Linked DNA regions of Mus musculus: region 2 is linked to region 1. A link is a loop called in an ENCODE intact Hi-C map of the cell type or tissue named here. Cell type or tissue: left cerebral cortex. All regions are shown on one strand. Each heading gives the region's core, and the rest is flanking DNA. Links, peaks and the distances in the headings are about the cores only. Region 1 overlaps Pde9a (phosphodiesterase 9A). Region 2 overlaps Slc37a1 (solute carrier family 37 (glycerol-3-phosphate transporter), member 1).

Evidence for each region. Peaks named below come from ENCODE experiments on the same cell type or tissue, not always from the same donor. Only the 100,000 strongest peaks of a DNase experiment are listed, where the experiment ranks them.
Region 2: a loop joins it to region 1, with 3 times the contacts of the local background. A loop is called at or near these places in 2 of 42 quality-filtered maps.

Annotation. Positions count from the first base shown.
Region 1 is chr17:31,444,461-31,452,460 of GRCm38, reverse strand. It overlaps Pde9a (phosphodiesterase 9A), which reads right to left. Exons shown (of 19, transcript NM_008804.4): 7 at 4,010-4,094. Among named protein-coding and RNA genes, the nearest start is that of Gm9902, 13 kb to the right of the region's middle. In left cerebral cortex, for the core only: a CTCF peak has its summit at 3,746 (motif pointing right); DNase peaks (open chromatin) are centred at 741, 1,088 and 3,729; H3K27ac peaks cover 1,131 bases.
Region 2 is chr17:31,324,966-31,337,810 of GRCm38, reverse strand. Slc37a1 (solute carrier family 37 (glycerol-3-phosphate transporter), member 1) reads right to left here. Exons shown (of 20, transcript NM_001242427.1): 9 at 12,108-12,145; 10 at 9,582-9,662; 11 at 4,114-4,239; 12 at 1,987-2,077; 13 at 379-441. Among named protein-coding and RNA genes, the nearest start is that of Slc37a1, 35 kb to the right of the region's middle. In left cerebral cortex, for the core only: CTCF peaks have their summits at 5,304 (motif pointing left), 6,336 (motif pointing left), 6,989 (motif pointing left) and 9,158; DNase peaks (open chromatin) are centred at 5,253, 6,990 and 9,138.

The DNA of each region.
Region 1 (8,000 bases), core at 1-8,000:
ACTCTGAGAACATCTTAGAGTGTCTTTTCAGAAGGTTCTTTCTTTTTTTAAGATTTATTTATTATTATACATAATTACACTGTAGCTGACTTCAGACACACCAGAAGAGGGCGTCAGATCTCATTATGGGTGATTGTGAGCCACCATGTGGTTGTTGGGATTTGAACTCAGGACCTTTGGAAGAGCAGTCAATGCTCTTAACCGCTGAGCCATCTCGACAGCCCTCAGAAGGTTCTAAGGCATGGAGGACACACATGGCTACACTTCTGAGCCTCCCAACTATATTTGGTGTTGGGTTAAGAAAAAGAAGAGATAAAAACCCTACAACCTGGAGGGTTAAAATTGAATCTACTTATTTTTCACAACATTACAAGTGAAAAAAGATCACAGAGCAGTAGATTAAGTTTCTTTTCCTTCAAAACTAGATGAACACACCTAGAAGGGGAAAAACCCAGGAGTCCAGCTTTGCAATAGATTTCAACTGAACCAGTGACCCCCCCCCCGCCACCCCCCCCCAGCCTCCAGCTGTGTTGTCTGAAGTCTCCCATGAGCCTGTGCGGTTTCCCAGCCTAGAATCATAAATCTTTTCCTTTTGAAACACAGCCTTCAGTTGCCTCTCTCCCAACTGCACCACTTGCAAAACCTACCAGCTTATTGTGACAGTCGCTGTACCAAGGGGATTCTAACAGATTTAGCAAATGTATAGGATTTGCTCTAGGAACCAACAGAAGGAGCCAATCAAGTGCTCCAGTGAAGCCATCTGCACCTCCACCCTGACTATGAGAGGTCCGCTCTGCTCTTGGCTATATAGGGTAACATTGTTTCTCCTTCAGTCTCTCCTATACACACATCCTCACTGTGTTCTGTTCAACGTTCTGTCTTCTGCCTTCCCTGAGAGCATATGGAAGCCCTCCCAGGCAGGAAGCTGACTGCTGGAATCCAGCTCCTTCCTAGCCACTGAGGCCTTGGGGGCAGACTGGGCTGGTAGATGCCTGCTGACCCTGCCTTGGCCAGCCACTTCCCACTCTGAGCCCCGTTGCCACAGGAACCAGCATCCTCCAGCGGGCAGAGCAGCTGGCCTAGTGCCTCTTCTTTTTGTTCTGTCTGGAGCTCATTTTTGCCTCGTTTCCTGGGCTTCCCAGCCTTCCACCCCCCGGGGCTCAGTTCATGGCCAAGGCCATTCGACTGAGACACATGCAGAAGAGTACAGACCTCAAGCCTCAGTCAGTACTCTCTGTCTGCATTACCCTACACCGGCCTTGCAGGATATTCTTTCCCTCCTTGCATGGGAACCACAGCAACCATATTTTCCCAGTAGGATATGTGTGCGCCTCTGCCCTGAATGTGAGCTGGCTATTGGAATCCATTCCTTTCAGGGAAACAGAAACCTCAGTAAGTCTAAGGAGAATACCGTCTTCCCAAGGCTGTGTACAGCCCGTCTCTTGTCTCTAGGTAGGTTCTGGTGGATCCAGCCCCTGTCAGAGTGTGTTCAAAAGTGGGCAAATGTCAGTCTGTCCTTCAGGCTCATGAGCTACTGTAAGCGTAGAGCTAGGCTCTACCTCACCTGGTCTCCTGTCCCTTTGGTTCCTTGAGGAAGGTAGTGTCTGCACCTCTCAAGGGTGCAACTTTTCTCCACAGTCTAGGTGATTTACACAGCCTCATCCTGAGGGGCGGGGAGGGGCTTGATGGCTGAGTGTGCTTCTGCACTTAAAATGGACTCCTTCCATCAATAAGACAGAAGAGGTACCACAAATACTACCTTCTCCATCCTGCATCCTGAACATTAAAGCACTGGCTCAGAATAGAAAAGTGGCTCCAGGTGCCTGAGCCAGGCCAGAGCTTCGCATCTGTTTGCTCATTTGGAAGGCAGAGCCTGAGCATCTCACCCTGTCTCTTTCTTACAAGGGACACCTCCAGTGCTGTCTGCAGAGAATGCTGTCTCTGGTGCCTGTGGAGGCACCAGAGGGCTCTGCTTTATGTCTCTAAACTGTACTTGTGGGGTACAGAGGCACACCCGTCACTGAGACAAGCCAAAAACCCACTCCAGGCAGACTGCCAGCGCTGCTGATGGGGGCTGGCACAGAGGCCACCTGCCCCTGCCTGGTGCTGGGAACCATGCCTTCTGGGGTGATCACAGGCTAAGTGAGGTCTTGGGTCAGAGGCTGTTGCGCTGGTTCCCAGCCTCACTGAGTGTCTGTCCTCCAGGTGACTCTGGTTCTTCTTAGAGGTCATGCATATGGGACTGTCCTGGCCCCTGAAGATCTACGTTCTGTCTTCTGCCTTCCCTGAGAGCATATGGAAGATTTATGATTCTAGGCTGGGATCTATGATTCTGGCTACCTTCACAGGAACAGTGGGAGTGAGCTGATCACTCAGTGTCCTATGGCTGCAAGATTCTTTGCCCTGCCCTTCACCCAAATCTAATGGAACAGGAGCTCCTTGGGCTGGAGGCATGGCTCAGTGGTTAAGAGCACTGATTGCTCTTCCCGAGGTCCTGAGTTCAAATCCCAGCAACCACATGGTGGCTCACAACCATCTGTAATGAAATCTGATGCCTTCTTCTGGTGTGTCTGAACACAGCTACAGTGTACTTATAATAAATAAATAAATAAACAAATAAATCTTTAATAATAATAATAATAATAATAATAATAATAATAATAATAATAAAGAGCTCCTTAACTCTACACCAGCTAGCCACTCCACATGATCCTGAGTGTGACACGGTCCCCATAGAATACCCTGATTTACCTCTCTTCCCTATACTGTGCCCTCTTGGTGACAACCAGGCTGGCCACCATGGTGGGAATCCATGGGGACCACCAGACTTCCCAGTACCCCCTCCCTGCAGGCAAGAGCCACGCCACACTCTCACAGGCAGCCTGAGAGTGTTGTCTCTAGAATGCTTGAGGTTGGGGTCCTCAGACAACTGACATCATTGGTTCAGGACTGGTTCTTAACTCAGGATGCTGCCCTGTAGCTGTAGTTGTGGCTTTGGAGGATGGTCCTACTGACAAGCCATGCTGGAGGCATGCTTTGCTTGGATTATTATTGGTCACTGGTTTCTGAGGATATCACCCTTGAAGGGTCATGTGACCCAGTCCATAGAAATGGGAGTATCCTCTGTGCTCCTCTAACAGAGGGGGCTACCCTTAGGAACTAGGAGACCTTGGGATAAAAACTGGGTACTTGTTCACTATAAACCAAACACCTTTGTCTTTTTATTGGTATCAGTTAGGCACATGCCCTTAACCCCCAACAGAGGCAGGTGGATCTCTGTTAGTTTGAGGCCAGCATGGTCTACATAGTGGGATCCAGGACAGCCAGGGCTAAACAAAGACACAAACAAATAACCCCCCCAATCAAAATAACAAAAAAATGGATACCAAATTCTTTCAAGTATGGAATTTACTGTTACTCGGGGCTCTGGAGAAGAGAAGAGCTGCTTCCCTTGCATGTATGGACATTTTCCAGCCACAAAACCAACCAACCCCTTTATAAGAAAATGTAGGGGTCTGGAAAGACGGCTCAGCAGTTGTGAGCATTTATTGCTCTTGCAGGGGGCTGGGGTTCTATTCCCAGCACTCATGTGGCAGCTCACAACTGCTTGTAACTCTAGTTCCAGAAGTTCTGATGCCTTCTTTTGGCCAGCATGGGCACGAGACATACAAGTGGGACACAGACATGCCTACAGGGAAACACCCATAGACATAAAAATACATCTTCCTGAGTTCAGCTTCTACCAACCACAAGGTGGCTCACAACCATCTGAAATAGGATGTGGTGCATGAAGACAGAGTATATATATAATAGTATATATGTATGTAATATATAATAAATCTTTAAAAATGAAAAGGAAAGAAAATGGGAGAGTAGTTGATGTCTGATACAACAGGCTGTGTTATCCAGGTTGGAAGCAGATCAAGGCACATTAGCCATAGCCCATCCCACGGTTTCCACAGAGCCCTGTCCAGGACCGGCTTCCACAGGCTCTGGATACAGGACTTACCTGCTGTTCCTAGCTGCCAACTCCTCCCGCATCTTTTTAATGTCACTCTTGCATTTTTCGATCTCCACCACTTTAAGTCCTTCCACTGGTGACAAAGAGACACAGACGGGGGGGGGTGTGTTACTGGAGGTAATCGTGGGGGGGGGGCGTCTAGCCAGACTGGCAGCTGAGGGTCCCAGAAGGATGCTGGACATGTGGCAAAGGTATCTCTACCTTCCCACACTACTGATATTGGGGTTCCCTCACCTTCCCACCAGCCAGGAGAGAAACAGGCAAAGTCAAGGAGATGAGGGACCAGACTCAGTCCTATCCCCTATCCCTGGGGTCCCAGCTAACGAATGAGAGTGGCTGCCCACAAGCCAGTAGCCAATCTGCTCCCTCGGAGCTGGGAACAGTTGGAATGCTGCCGGAAGCTGGGTTCTTGAGGAAGAAAAAAATTATGTCTGTAACTTTATGACTGCACCTCAGTTTCCTGCCAAAGGACACTACCCATGGTGTGAGCTATTCCCCTTCCTGCCAATAATTGCTAAAAACACAGCGTGACCCTTTCTAAAGGAAAACAGCCATTTGGGGACTTAGCGGGTTCCTGACAATGCCTCTAACCCAAGAAGAGGAACTGCAGATTGGGTGCATGTGCAAAGGCAACCTGGTGTGACTCAGCCTCCTTCTGGGTTCTCCAGAACTGTCCAAGGCAGTGGCCAACCTGGGATAGGGTTTCATAGGGACACCGTCTCTTCTGCACAAAGGGAAACGGTCAGCCCTGGTCCGGGTGACTTGTTTCTGGGCCAGAGAAGCTTCTGCCTGTCCCATACAAGGCTGGTATGTGCAGACCAAAATGAAGGTCTTTGGCATCAGTGTCTGGGGACAGGGTGGTGGCAGCCTGGGAACAAGTCTAGGTAGCAGCTGTGGGGAACACAGAGGCTAGGCAGGTTTGGTCACCCACTTGGTCACCCTTTCTTTTAAGTGGGGTTCTTCATGCTTTCTTGTATCACTGGCACCCAAAGAAGCTGTTGAAGGCCACTGGACATTCTTCCGAGGGCATCACTCAAGCACCCTTCGTTCCGTAGCGATGAGTTCAATATGGCTGCCACGGTCTTGTGTAAACCTGGTTGTGTTTCTTTGCAGGTTGAAGGCTTGCCTCTGGGACATGGTCGGAACATGAGGCAGATAGACAAGCAGAGCAAGCTGCAGCTCAATCAATCAATCATCAATGTTTAAAAGGCAGAGCATGGAGGAAGGCCAACAGATCCTAGGAGACGTGTGGCAGACTCCACTTGGCATGTATGTGAGAGACCACAGCCTGGCTCTAACGCACAATCTTCCTGTCTTGGTTTGTAAGTGGCTGGGATTAGAGGTGTGACCTGGTGTTCTGTTGTTCATCGCAGGCCCCCTTCAGTCCTCCTACTATCAGATCCTGTAGAAGGAAGCCATGTGCTCCATACTGTGATGTCTTCACAGACCATTGGACTCATGGCCTGACCCAAGTTTCATCCATTAGGGTCCTATGGTGGTTTGAATATGCTTGGCTCAGGGAATGGAACTATTTGGAGGTGTGTCACTTTGGGCGTGAGCTTTAAGACCCTCCTCCTAACCATGGGGGTAGGGTGAGGATGGGGGTGGGCAATGAAACCCTTGTCCTAGCTGCCTGGAAGCCACTCTTCTCCTGGCAGTCTTCAGATGAAGATGTAGAATTCTCAGCTCCTCTTATACCATGCCTGCCTGGATGCTGCCTTGCTCCCACCTGGATGATAATGGACTGAACCTCTGAACCTGTAAGTCAGCCCCAATTAAATGTTGTCCTTTTAAGAGTTGCCTTGCCAGGCTGTGGTGGTGCATGCCTTTAATCCTAGGCAGAGGCAGGCGGATTTCTGAGTTCGAGGCCAGCCTGGTCTACAGAGTGAGTTCCAGGACAGCCGAGGCTATACAGAGAAGTCCTGTCTCGGAAAAAAAAAAAAAAAAAAAGGAAAACCCTAGCTAAGACAGGTCCCCTGTCCCTCTAAGTTTGACCTACAGGTAGGCACAGATATTCCAAGCTAAAGTAGGAGTCGCCCTGAACCATTTTCCATGGCCAGTACCCTGGTGACACAGCCTACATAGGCCTTCTGACATGCTGGCCTGCAGAGTTACCTACTTTGGAATCATGGGAAATGCATGTGGACTTCAGAAGAGGGGAAATGCCTGCAGAGGACCGAGAGGGTGATGGAGTCCCCCTGGAACTGGAGTTACAGAGAGTTATGAGCTACGTGGATGGGTGTCTGGAAATCAAACCCAGGTCCTCTGGAACTGCAGCCAGTGTTCTTAATCGTGGGGCTGCCTCTCCAGCTCCAACTTCAGAAGGGGTTTCTGTGGGCTTCTGTACTTTGTTGCCTCCCCATAAAAATTATTTAAGAGTAAATTCCTAAGGGAGATGTTGGCTCTGTGGAAAACAATTTTACCTTCTTCAACACTAAGAACTCACAGGAACTGTGGACATACTCTCTCTCTCTCTCTCTCTCTCTCTCTCTCTCTCTCTCTCTCTCTCTCTCTCTTTCTCTCTCTCTCTCCTATCTGCAAAGCTAAGGGATGGACTTCACTCCAAGAGGGAATAGAGAGCTGCTTTTCAATGCTTTCTCCTGGGACTGCTCTTAAAGTTTGCCTCAGGCACAGTTCCTGAGTGACACCGAAAGACTGGTTCCAATTCAGTTCAGTATGGAAATTCTGGATTGTTTGCGTACCCTGGTACCTCTGTCTTCTGGCATCAGCTCTGGCTGCGGTCCACACTGGTGTTTAAGTCTTGGTGTCGGTCCAGGGCACGAGTACAAAGAGTAGATGGAGCAGGGATGCCCTGTGTCCCCACCACAACATACCAGGAAGGAAGTGAATAGCTCCAGGCAGGATAGGAGGCAAGGGCCAGGCTGTTCCATGGTTATGAAATCACCTTTGACCCTCCAGTAATCCCAGACTCCTTAAAAGCTAAACATTTACACAGAACGGGGGGAAAAAGTGCTGACAGTCACAGAGGAGAAACGTGTATTTGGTTTAAGGTCAAAGAGCAAGCAGGAAATTCCGTTCACTACAAGGTCAGTGTGGTGTGGGGGTTTACAGCTGGATGTCCCTAACCCTGAGACACAGATAACAGTTAATGACACCCAGATGGGCCTGCGTGTGCACACATGCTTTCCAGTGTGTCTATCCATGTCTTTGTGTATATGTTTGTGCCTGGTTGTGTGTCTATATGGAACAGTGACTCAAGGTGTCTTCCTGGCAGCCTGCCCAGCCACCCAGGGCCAGGATCCTGAGACTACCACTTGATTTAAACAAAAGATCCTTGGCAGATATTAGGTAAAGAACTTGCAATGGGAACATCCTTGATTCAAATGGCAGTGTCCTTACAAGAAACAGACAGGGCATGGACGACAGGATCAGGCGGCAGCCATACTAGCTAGGGAGTGGGAAGGACTAACGGAAGTCAGGTTAGAACGGACTCTCCCTCAGATCCCAGAGGAACCAGCCTTGCTGACACTTCCCAAGCTGGAGCGGTCAGCTTCCAGCACGTTGGAGTGGGCACTGCTGTGACTTACACATGCCTCCTGTGTGCCGTCCTTTGCTGGAGCGGTCACTAACTTTTCTGTGGCTCCTCACCATCCCCAGGTGGGACAAGATAGTCTTGAGGACCCAAAGACCAGCTGACTTGGGGAAAGCCAATGCATGCTGAGAGGTACACACAGGACGGTGGGAAACGTGTACCAGCTTATTCCGAAGAGCCAGGTCTTGTATGATAGAATTTTTTTTTTTTTAATGAGAAGCAATTAAAAAAAATCCCCCCACAAAAAAGCAGCATTTTGTCTTATGAACAGAGTCAGTCACATATGTTTCAGGGGTGCTGGTCTCCTGTTTAAATTTTGTTTACTCAGCCCAAGCTAACAAATCAGGTGCCCAGTTATCACCAGACTGAGCCTGACAGTGACAGAGAACCTGGCTGTGAAGCCGAGGGTGCAACACGGGCTCCATG
Region 2 (12,845 bases), core at 2,246-10,245, 120 kb after region 1:
CTAGGGTCAGGCTTTAAAAACAACCTCAAAACCCCTTCACCTGGTAGGTACTAATGCCACTGCCACCTGCCTGGGACACCCGTGTGTCATTTCTGAGGGCAGCTGGCTCAAGGTCAGAGACGAGCTGCTTTCAAAGCAATGGCCATGGTCACTGTGTTACACGGTGCTTTCCTAGCAATAAAACTAACCAGAACAGGAATTGATAGATTTTTTTTTTTTTTGAGACAAGGTCTCACTGTGTAGCCCAGGCTAGCCTCAAACTTGCCAACCTGCAGCCTCAGCTCCAGAGTGCTAAGTCACAGGAATGTCAGTCACCCAGCTTTATTGTTAAGTTCTTGACAATGCAGAGCTCACCAAAGATCCCCGCCTTGAACTCACCAAAGATCCCGCCCACGTCAAACAATGTGGACAGCTCCCCAGCTTTCTTGGCATCCAGGTGATCTGTGGAATGACCAGCATAGGAGCCCGTGAGGACACATCCTGATTACCCCACAGGGACCCACGTAGGACCTTGCTCCAGGAGCAGAATTTTACCATGAAGAATCACCTAAACTCGGATTTTTAAAGAGATACTGGTTGACACATCTTATCCAAGCCTAGCACTCACTCACTGCTGGCCTTCCCCAGATGCTGGTGCTTGGCTATCACAGGGGCATCCAGAAAGAGGGTGAGCCTAGGAAGCTACTGTGTGTGTGTGTGTGTGTGTGTGTGCGTGTGCGCGTGCGTGTGTGTGTGTGTGTGTAGGTCCTGGCAGGGCTCCTCAGAGCAATGGCCAAGCTACTCAGTCAGTCACCCAGTGAAACAGAGTGTGGTATCATGTGCTATCTGACCCCAGTGGGGACCAGAGCCTTCTCATGCCTTAGTAGCAGGGCGTTGCCATTTCATGTCCCTTTGCTTCCAGCTGACTAGATGCTGGCCAGTCTGAGGAGACAACTGGAAAGCCCTTGGCTGGCAAGGAACTGGGGTTGACTCAAACCAAGACTCTGACTGGGCATCCAGCAGTTCGACATTGTGGCTAAGATTGTTCTCTTGTCAAAGGGAGCATAGCCTCTTACTGAGACTCCCTGTTAGGACTATTTACTGTGCATGTGCCAGGATGAGGTAGGGATGGTTAGGCAGTGCCCTGAGGTAGCTCCTTGCAGCCTGCTCACCCAACCTCTTCCTTTCTGCAGCCTGCTCTTGTTAGCCACATCCCAAGAAAGTCCCCACCTTGCTGCTGCCCCAGCTTCCTCGGCTGAGGTGACATTCCCTTCAGCTTTGGGGTTTTGGTCAACCTTGACATGGCCTTATGACACACCTTAGAATCAGTCTTCCATTCTCAAAGCCTTCTTTCCTATGCTGTCCCTAGAGCTCTTGCCCAAGCCCAAAGCTGTATCTACAAAGCCCCGCTCCTTTCGTTCCTTCCCCTGACTCACTCACTGGTTCCTGAGGCCAAGGTGTCACCATGCATGCAACAGCCCCACTTGGTTCCTGAGAACTGCTGAGCCAATGACACACAGCTATATAGTACTTTCTTTCTGGAAAATTCTATCAAGAGCCACAGCTCTGGACATTCTTAGACTCTGGGAACCCAAGAGACTGTCAGCCCTCCCACAAATCAAAACACATCCCCAGAAACAGTTTGTAGGTCAGATCTCAGCCCCTGGTGGCCATGCTCCTGCTTGCTGGCCGCTGTGTTCCAAAGCCTGACACGGCCTAGATTTAAACACAGGCAGCCTCCGAGAACCACAGAGGGGTCAGGGAGTAACCGGATGAGCCCGGTGAAAGTTACTACCAGAGCCACACACTGTGTCTACATCCACGTCCTCTCCCATCTGCCGAGCCACGCTGTCCAGTTGCTGTCCAGTCACCCTGTGTGGCCCAGCAGGAGGAAGGGAGTTCTGAGCAGTCTAGCTCACAGAGCGGAACGTCCCTTCCGGCAAGCACAGAGGGGAACCTCCCTTCCAGCAAGCACAGAGCGGAATGTCCCTTCCGGCAGGCACTCACCTACACTGGTGATGTACAGCGGGAGCCAGAACAGGAATGTGTAGCTGACCAGCTTGGCAAACAGCAAACACAGAGAAAACTCAATCACGCCCTGGAAGAGGGAGCCATTGTCAACTGGGGGTGGGATCAGCAGTGTGTCTCAAGGTGTGCCCCAGGACAAAGGGCTGTTCCTTGGCGGACACGCAGTGTTTCTACAGGGTTCAACCTTGCTTAGGGGAGAGCATGAGTGGGAAGCGAGACCTAGGAGATCCGGAGCACAGACTCACCTAGTCTGACTGCCAGCAGGGCAGAAACTCAGTGTTGTAACAAGAGCCAACGAGAAGCCCGGCCAAATGATAGCTAGTGATTTCCTCCCAGAGAGATGCTCATGAAGACTGGGCTGGGAGCCGGGCGTGGTGGCACACACGCTTATAATCCCAGGAGGCAGAGGCAGGCTGATTTCAGAGTTCGAGGCCAGCCTGGTCTACAAAGTGAGTTCCAAGACAGCCAGAGCTATAAAGAGAAACCCTATCTCGAAAAACCAAAAACCAAAGGAAAAAAAAAAAAAAGACTGGGTTGGGGAGAAGGCTCAGTACGGAAGAGTGCTTGCTATACAAATATGGCCTGAGTTTAAATCCCCAGTACCCACATAAAACGCCAGGCATAGTTATGTGTGTGTCTGTAACTCCAGCCCTGGAGAGTGGAGATGGGGCAGATCCCAGGAGCTCGCCGGTCAGCTATCTAGCCAACCTGGCAAGCTTCCAGTTCACACAGAGCTGCTGCTTCAAGGTAATAAGGTGGGGAGAGCAATAGATGAAGATGTTAGACATCTTCCTCAGGGCTCTGAATGGCTGCACATGGGTGTGTGCACCTGCATACTCATGTGTATGCCTCTCTCTCTCTCTCTCTCTCTCTCTCTCTCTCTCACACACACACACACACACACACACACACAGAGTCCCCTTGGGGTTTTCCGGTTGTTATTGTATCATAGGATGGGAGCGAGCATGTGGTACCTACTACAGAGATGCTTGGCATGCTCTGTACTGGGATAAAATCATCTCACTTCACCCTCAGATCAACAGATGGCATCATAGCTGGAGAAGAGCCTAGGGGTGGGTAAATAGATGCTCGCTGTAGACTCTTATGCCAACCATCTGGGTAGGGGCATGGGCATGGGCAGGGACAGAGAGAAGGCTGCGCCAGGCCTCCAAAGCATGTCCAGTCCATATTGCCCTGTGTCTCACATTTACATGTTAGTCGGCTCCCCAACCGATGCTAGCGGAAGTATCTGGGGTCTACAGCAGAAAGGTACCATAGAAGGGCTGCTAGCCAACAGTAAGAACACATCCTTAGAAATGACTTTCATTGAAAACTGCCATCTCCTGCTGGCTGGCTATGAAGCCTGTCCAGGAACCCAGTGCTCACAACTGTAAAGTGTGAGATTGCCACCTCAGGGCATTGTGAGAGCCAGGAGGCCCCAAGTGCCAGAGCACAATCAGATCCTGCCTCTTAAGACCTTAGCATACTGCTGGCTATTCTTCTGTAGCCTCAACCCCTTCATGCCTCTCCCTCTCGGGGGAAACACGCCATACTGGGAACTCAGAGCCTCACTGTGCTGTGAAATGGAGCAGGCTCAGTAGAGCCACAGAGCAGTGAGCACAGGTTGCCTCCTGTGTAGCACCCTACACTCTTAGAGCCAGAAGGCAAATGGCTGAGAGGGTGGAGAGCCAAGGGGGAAGGTATCATGGGTGTAGGCCCAGGGCAGCCAGCTTTCTGTTTTTTTTCAAGTGAAAAACATAATTTCAAAGTGTTCAGAGACAGTACAAAATGAAGGCATCATGCTGGGCTGGAGAGACGGTTCAGTGGTTAAGAGCACGAGCTGCTCTTTCAGAGGTCCTGAGTTCAGTTTGCAGCAACCACATGGTGTGGCTCACAACCATCTGTGATGGGATCTGATGCCCTCTAAAAATTAAAATAAAAGGCATCCCACACTGAGCCACGTTCTGCCTGGAGTGACCAGCCACACTGCCCACACAGGATGGGAGGACCTGACCCACCAACGCCACAGCCACACACTTCTCTTTCAAGCTCACCAAGGCCCAGCCCCTTCCCACACAGCACTGTCTCCCTGGCAGGCAGACTCACCGGGATCCTCAGGGCTCCCGTGAAGCTGATGGCGGCCATGTTGCCATCAGCAGGGAGGACAACAATATGGCTTGGGTGAAGGGGGTTCTTCCCGTCGGAGAGTAGCAAGCACTGAAGCTCTGGGTCCTGGACACACAAGCAAAAGGGACAGATGTCACGAGGGGCATCTGCCTGAGTGAGGCTGGAATTTTAAGCAAGTAAGATAATGGGTTTCCTGGTACTAGAGAGATGGCTCAGAGGTTAAGAGCACTGGCTGCTCTTCCAGAGGTTCTGAATTCAATTCCCAGCAACCACATGGTGATTCACAACCATCTGTAAGATCTAGTGTCCTCTTCTGGCCTGCAGACATACATGCAGGCAGAACACCATACACATAATAAATAAATAAATCTTTAAAAAAAAAAAAAAAAAGACAGTGGGTTTCCTACTAAAAGCCTTGGGCCCATGTCCTGACTGGTTTGTGTATGAACTTGACACAAGTTGGAGTTATCAGAGAGAAAGGAGCCTCCCTTGAGGAAATACCTCCATGAGATCCAGCTGTAAGGCATTTTCTCAATTAGTGATCAAGGATGGGAGAGCCCATTGTGGGTGGTGCCATCCCCCTGGGCTAGTGGTCTTGGGTTCTATAAGAGAGCAAGCTGAGCAAGGCAGAGGAAGCAAGTAACATCCCTCCATGGCCTCTGTATCAGCTCCTGCCTCCAAGTTCCTGCCCTGTGTGAGTTCCTGTCCTGACTTCCTTTGGTGATGAACAGCAATGTGGAAGTGTAAGTTGAGTAAACCTTTTCCTCCCAACTTGCTTCTTGGTCACATTTCACTGCAGCAATAAAAACCCTAAGACAGACCAGTGACAAACAATTTGCCTCCTCAGTCCTTAGCATCCACCTGGCTTATGAAATGCCATGTGCTCAGAAATAGTAAAAGACAAGAAAGAAAGGAAAAAAAAAAAAAAAGAACCCCATGTCGCTGTGGAGAAAGATCAGTAGGTTAAAACACAACTCTATGTGGAGCTGGAGAGATGGCTCAGTGGTTAAGAGCACTGGCTGCTCTTCCAGAGGTCCTGAGTTCAATTCCCAGCAACCACATGGTGGCTCACAACCATCTATGATAGGGTCTGATGCCCTCTTCTGGCATGAGTGTGTATAAGCAGAGAACTATATAAAATAGATCTTAAATTTTAAAAAAAGGATCTGATGCCCTCTACTGGCCTTCGGGTGTACATGCAGATAGAGCAATTTTAAAAATTTAGAATAAATCTTTAATTTTTTTTTTTTAAAGCACACCTGGGTGTATATTGTATCTTGTACCCAAACATCTGGAAGATTCTGGTAACAGGAGAAGATGCCTATACTAAACACCCTCTTAGATATAATCAGATTGGATTTTCATTATGGTCTAATCAGTTGTGTCTAGCCTGCAGCCCTGGGCTGCCATGTGGCCAAAGATAATTCAGGAACACATCCAACACAAACAACAGGTGGTTTGTGTGTGTGTGTGTGTGTGTGTGTGTGTGTGTGTGGTTTTTGCTTGTTTGAACCCAATTACACAGTTCTCTGGCATGAACCTTGCAGATGACAAAATAGCTGATCGTGCCTAAAGGGACTGTTTACATATTCACCCACAACCACATGATGCTTTTTTGGAAGGAGTGAAGCTAAAGTTTAACACAGCAACGTGGTCACTGTGCCATAGGACGATGTAATTTCATGGACTTGCTAGTGAGGAATTCTTCACAGGACTCTGGACCTTGCAAGGAGGTCACAGTGTACAAAGACTGCCAGAAACGATGTTATTTTAAAATTTATAAGCCAGTTCTGAGATTTGTGCCTTCCGATACCGGGGACATCCCCGAGGGACAGAATTTGTGCTTACTGGAGCACGGTGGAGAAATCCCAGCTCTGCGTGGAGTTTTAAGTCATAGCAAGGGTGATAGAAAGAGGCTTTCTCTGAATGAACCATGAATCCCAGTGGATTAAATAGGAGTGCTCCTAAGGGCTTCAGGCATGTCGTGCCGTAGGACCTAACAGCCATTGATGCATTTTGTTTTACTCTAAACCATGCAGGGTGAATATAAACCACAGAAGAATTTAAAAAAAAAAAAGATATTGGGGTTGGGGAGATGGCTTAGGTTAAGAGCACTTGCTGCTTTAGCAAAGGACCCAGGTTCAATTTCCAGCACTCACAGAATGCCTGTGACTTCAGCGCTAGGAATCCAGCGCCCCCTCCTGGTCTCTGTGGGGACTGCACACACAGTTCGCATACAGATTAAATAAAAGGCACTCACATACATATTAAATAAAAAAGATGAAACGTAGGGGACAGGTTTGACATGCAGAGACTCAGCATTGTGTGTGAGCTTGAGATGCCCACGTCACCCAGGCTGAGCTCAGTAGCCAGGACATTCTCACACTGAACGCCATACTTAAGAAGGCAGAGGGAAAGCTCAGGTGTGAAGGAGGGGCGCGTTCCGCTCCTCACGGTCACACTGCGACCTGGCAATGCTTTCAATGGATCAAGTTAGGTGTCCAGCTTGGGAGGCATGCCACCATTCCTTCATCATACCTAACACTGGCTTCTCTGAGAGCCCGGGACCTCATTCCCAGGCTGACCGAGCTTTAAGAATCTCTGAACAGCTCCAAGCTTCAGGGTAACCCCTGGCGACCAAGCTGAGACCTGCATGACTTTACGTGCCCTTTTAAATAGAAAGGGGCCCTGACCAGGGGTTAAGATGCAGCAAGCCACAAAGCAATTAAGTGCAAAGGGAGGAGCAGTCTGGGACCTGGATAGCTATAAGGACAGGTCAACCAGAGAAAACAGGGAACTCTCCTGTAGAGACTGCCTGGGAGTGTGAAGTGCCCCAAGGCGCCACCTGCTGGGATTGCTTAAAACTGCAGACTTAGACTGCTCAGGCAAAAGGAGGCGCTGTTTCCTTTGGAGTAAACAAGGAGCCACTGAGCAATGAGAGACAAATGGAGGGGGGCGGGCAGGAGGAGGGGCTTCTGCCTCAGACTCTATTTTTTTACTTACTCACTTTACATCTCCCTCACTGCCCTGCTCTTGGTCATCCCCTCCCACCATCCTTCCCCTATCCCTCCTCCCCTTCTCCTCTGAGCAATTGGGGGTCCCTCTGGGTATCCACCCACTCTGGCACATGAAATCTCTGTGAGGCTAGATGCATCCTCTCCCACTGGGGTCAGACAAGGCAGCCCAGCTAGAAGAACATATCCCAGACAGGCAACAGTTTGTGGGACAGAACCTCGTTCCAGTTGTTCAGGACCCACACGAAGACCAAGCTGTACATCTGCTACATATGTTCTAGCCTGCGTGCGTGCGTGCGTGCGTAATAAGCAGGTTCCATGTGTGCTCCAGCCCAAGGACTGGAGGGTGAATAAGGAGATTCTTCAGTCAGAGCCCTGTCCTTGGCTTATGCTGCCCAAGAGCAAAGGCTGCTCCTGCTATTGGCAAAAGAGTAGTTTGTGAACGCACTACACACACATGCACATGCCTGTAGTCCTACTATGGGAAGCCTGCCCTTGCTGAGGTCTGCGCTTCCTATTTAGGGAGCAAGACACAGGCGACTGAGTTTACCATTCTGAGGCTGATGTGGGTCTCAGCAGCATCTGAACCCTGGCCAGTCAGAGATGCCCAGGAAGAAGAGGATGGTGGCCATGGCGATGGGAATAACGACCAGCTCAAGTCAACCATCACAAGTCACGTGACCAAAGGGGGGGTCCCCTGCAGCCACGAGTGACCTCTGCATTAAGCCTTGTGTCTGGTAAGGAGCACCTGGGGTCAGACTGGAACACTCTGGGAAAGGGGACAACCAGGGGCTCCTGCCAAGCTCAGGGGACACCCTCCCACGCACATATCCTAACCCATGGCAAGGGCAAGACACCATGTGAGCCGGATCTGTCCCTGACTGACTGTCCCTACTGTTAGCTTGAATAAGCCAACTAGGTTGCTGGCTTCTTGGTGGCACTGAACAGTGTTGCAGAGGGAAAAGAAAAGGCAAGCAAAACGCTAAAACCAGAGCGAGCCTTTTCAGGTTAATCACTATGAGGAACAAAATGTCATCCTTCACGGTCACTGAAGAGGAGCGTCACAGAGGTGTTGAACGTTAATCAAGATGTGTTTTTTAAAACTATAACTTGAGTGAACTGAGATTCTTGCAGGCATGACCAACCTTTTGACATTGAAACACTACGCTGCCATCAATGAAGTCCACATTCAAAACAAAACAAAACAAAACAAAACAAAAAAACAAAAACCGTGCATTGGGCTGTAAAATTCATAGGCTGTAAAATTCATAGCCATCCTGGGGTGCGGTACATGCAGCCTCTGGGGTACAGGGTGGACAGATCTATAACCATCTTCCTTGGCATCTCTGACTGTCCAGGGCTCGGACACTGCTGAGACCCAAATGAGCCTCCAAATGGTAAGCTCACTCGCCTTTGCCTTGCTCTCTAGATGGGAAACACAGACCTCAACAAAGACAGGCTTCCCACAGTGTGGCTACAGGCACATCCGAGTGACTAGCCACAGCCCCACCTCTTCCTTAAAGTCTAAAGACCAGGACTTTATGGCATATCATGTGTCTTTCTTCCCACACTCCAGACACCACAAGTTAAGTTTCTCTGGGCAATAAAGAAATGAGAGCATGCTTAGCGCGCACAGATCCTTCAGGCAATCCGACTTAAGACGAAAGAAAACGGCTACAACTTCAATGGCTAAGACCGAGTCTACAATACTCCAGAGGGTTCAGCTCAGAAACTCAGGCCAGGCATGGGGAAGGTTTCTGGGCTCATTCTGGGGGTACAAAATCAGGAACCTAACACATGTGTGCCTCTGTTCCTTCTTCTAAAAAGTGGGAGAAAGCTGAGAGAAGACCTTTTGTGACATTTGCCACCTTTTCTTGGGCCTGTGGTATGGACTCTTGATATCACTTTGTACCCGGAGCCCACTGTGCGCTCTTCTTGCGCTGTGTACCTGCACCTGCAACACCCACCTCTCATACAGCTGTGCCGCAGTGACACCTGCTGAGGCCAGCTGGAACAGCACCTGGGGTGCAGGTGGCTGAGGTCTCTGCTCACTTCCCATCTGCATTTGCCTCCTCAGCCCCTACCAACCCTGAGTAGTGCTTCCTGCTAGTGAACAGTTATTGGATGGATTATAATTAATTGATTTATTAATTATTGTTAATTAATCATTGGATAATTTTCAGAGTTGATTTGAAGACATGTGAGTTTAGCTGACTGTCCAGAGAAAGTCAACGAGGCTGACTCAAATGGCCCTTAGGAATACAAGGAGATTCAATGGCTTAAAGATCCTGGATGTCTGAGCTGCGCCTGAGGCCCGGGGACAGCCAGTTGGTCCACGGGGGGTGGGGTAGGGGGGGTGGGGGGTGGGGGGGTTAGAGACTGGTTCTGAATCTCTAAAGACATCCCAGCAGGTGGAAGCTGTGTGTCACTCACCAGAGGTCCATTCTTTTCACTGTACGTGGTTTGCTTCTGCAGTCTAAATCTGTTTATGCCATTCTCAGAGGCTCTAGGGTGCTGGAAGAGAAGCAGCTGATTAGACTTCCATGAGAATGCTTACACTGGGGCTGGAGATGTGGCTCAGTGGTTAAGGGCACTGGCTGCTCTTCCAGAGGTCCTAGGTTCTATTCCTGGCACCCACCTAGTGGCTCACAACAAACTCCAAACTCCGGTTCCAGGGGATCTGATGTACTCTTTGTCTCCATGAACGCTCACAGACACACACACACACAGAGAGAGAGAGAGAGAGAGAGAGTATACAACCTCAGAGGAAGATGCTTACACACTAAAACCCAATACTTACTGTTTTTTGTATATGCGAGTACACCATCACTGTCTTCAGACACACCAGAAAAGGGCATCAGATCCCATTACTGATGGTTGTGAGCCACCATGTGGATGCTGGGCGTTGAACTCAGTACTTTTAACCACTAAGCTATCTCTCCAGCTCACCAATACATTTTTTTTTTAAATGAACACTTCTTTCATGACAGAAAAAAATTCTCAGGAAAAAAATTGTGATGAACAACCAGAAATATGCTGCTGTTTCATGACTTTCTGTTCAGTGGTCTGAGTCAGAGCCTTGTATCCAGCACTGACCGCAACCCCAGAATGCTCCTCACCTTTAGGGACAGCACTGTCACTGTGTGCTGTCCCCCCAGCCCCCTCTCCCCTCACTGATCTGCTTGTTCTCAGGATTTTTTCCCACTTCTGGATGCTTCCCACAGGGACTGGGCTATAGCTCAGCAGTCAAGCATTCATACAAATGGAACTGTATTTATGCTGTGGCTTTCTCTGAATCGCTTCTTTAGTTCAGCCAAATGGCTTCAACAGAGCTTAATTTCTCCTACTGCCTAATAATATTTCACCACAGAATGTATCACACTGAATGCATCTGTTTATCAACTGGCAGTTGTCTATTTTGCTCCATTTTTGGGATGCTATAACCCTATGGGTAACCTGTGTGCCCAAGTCTTTCGTGATTGTGATTCTCTTGGTGTGTTTCTGGGAGTGGGGCTGTGGGGTCAGATGTAACTGTTCATTCCACGAGGCTGCATCCCTTTCCATACGCCCTAGGGAGGCGGGAGTTCTGATCCCTCCACATTCACACTAACCCTCATGACAGCCACCCTGTGGATTTGACCAAGTCGCCTGATGCCTGCTCACACCGAGTGGTGAGACACACGTACTTCTTGCCCACAGCCCACCCGTGTGTCTTCTTAGAAGAAATATCTGCTGTGGTCCTCTGACCCTGCTTGTCCTTGGCTGTCTAAGTAATGAGTTAGTATTCTAGATGCAGGTCTCTGCCCAGACACAATTTGTAAATATTTCTCGCCCCACCCCTCCCCCATTCAGATGGTCCCATTTGAAACACTAAAGCCTTGAATTCTGATGAGGCCTAATAGACATGGTTTTTCTCTTCAGCTCAGCTACGCCAGGGCTGGGTACCCCCATGACTTCCTGTGTTGAAGCTGAACCCCACTGTGAAACATTAAGAGGGTGGAGATAGCAACAGTTCTGTTTATGATTCCGGCTCAGCATGCCATCGAGCCCTCAGGGCAGCTGAGCTCTGTGAGACCCTGGTGACTCACTCAGAGACTTGAAAAGGAGAAAATTAATAAAGATATGCTTAGACCTTTTGGCCAAGATCACGTATAGCATCGGGCAGACTCAGCCCTACCTCACATACGTGCCAGCAGGAGAGGCAGGAGCTTGTGCCTAGCCTGGTCCCCTGTATGTCTGGAGCTAGCAATGAGGAAGAAGCCACTTCTAGAATTCGCTGCTGCAGGATGTGGCCACAGAGGTTTTCTTGTCTGCAAGTGAGTATCCTGGTTCTATTGTGTTTAGAGCTACCCCACCCCACCCCCCAAACCCCAGTGACTCACGGAGGCCTCAGATCACAATGAAATCACCACCAGCTCTGTGAACTTGGACTCTGAAATCATCATGGCTTTGAGAACACTTTCAAATACCACCATGGCTACATTTCTAGAATATAGTAGCCTTCTTTGCTTATTTTTGTTTTTCGTTAATAAAGTGTCAGAATGTTCTCCACCCCCCACCCCCCCCACACACACATACATACACCCAGGACCCCTGGGCTGTTAAGCCTCAACAGGAAGAGGCTCTGGTGCCCCCTGCTGTACAATTTGGGCACTGTCCCTAGAGCAAGGGTCTCCTTGATATGCCTAACGCTTGCTTGACAGGGCAGAGGGAAAACAGGTAGAGGGGGTTTTATGGGAGCCACTGAGGGATGTCAGGCCAGGCTGTGGTGACATGTTTCAGGTAGCCTCTGTAGGGAGAGCGGAGGACTTAGAAGCAGGAAGGGCTCAGTGGGTTGCAATGGCTGAGATAGACTCTTGTCATGCGTGAGGCTGTGGCCAGCCTTTCCTTGCTGGCAGTGTGGGCTGTAAAGAGGAGCAGGCTGTACTGGGAGGTAACAGGAAACACAGGAGCTCTTACCGTGGGGAGGGTGGAGGAGCACTTGACGTCCTTAGGGTCTGAAAGAGCAAACAGGAGATGGGTAACTAAATACCGCCACCCACAGCCAATGAACTGGAGCCCTCAGCAGCGCTTAGGGTGCTGCTGGCAATGGACCCGATCTTCGCCCGGTGTTCCTGCTAAATAAGTTTTAGGGCCTCTTCCCACAGTGGTAACAGAAGAGGGAACTACAAGAGCATCCGGGTATGTTTCATTACTGTCGTTTTTTATTGGCTGTATGTCCTTGAATGCATGAAACAAGGTCCACTGGAAGAGGATAGGACTCTTATCTGGTGCTCCACTAAACTAAACAGAGCTTAAGGAAGGAAGACAGCCCAGGCCAAGGGGCCATCGAGGGAGGGGACGGCATAGCCCACCTCCCCTCCCATTCTTCCACAGAGTGGGGATGGGCGTGTGGCAGCCCGAGGGTATGAATAGGAGTTTGATAGTGGGATAAGTCAGCTTGAGCCCAGGACACGGTGGACCCTTGGACCGGTTAGACAGACACAGAAACACGAGAAAGGCACCCAAGCACTCTCAGAACAGAATCTGTAACTTTGTAAGGGACAATGAATTTCTAAGAAACGAAAGCGAGCGGAGATCAGACGCCTTCCGGGAGGAAAATGGAGCACTGGCATCGCTGCAACAAAGTGATGTCATGAAAAGGCCTTCCCTGTCCCTTCTGTCACCTGATGCTTATCTTTTCGTTGACCTTCTGGG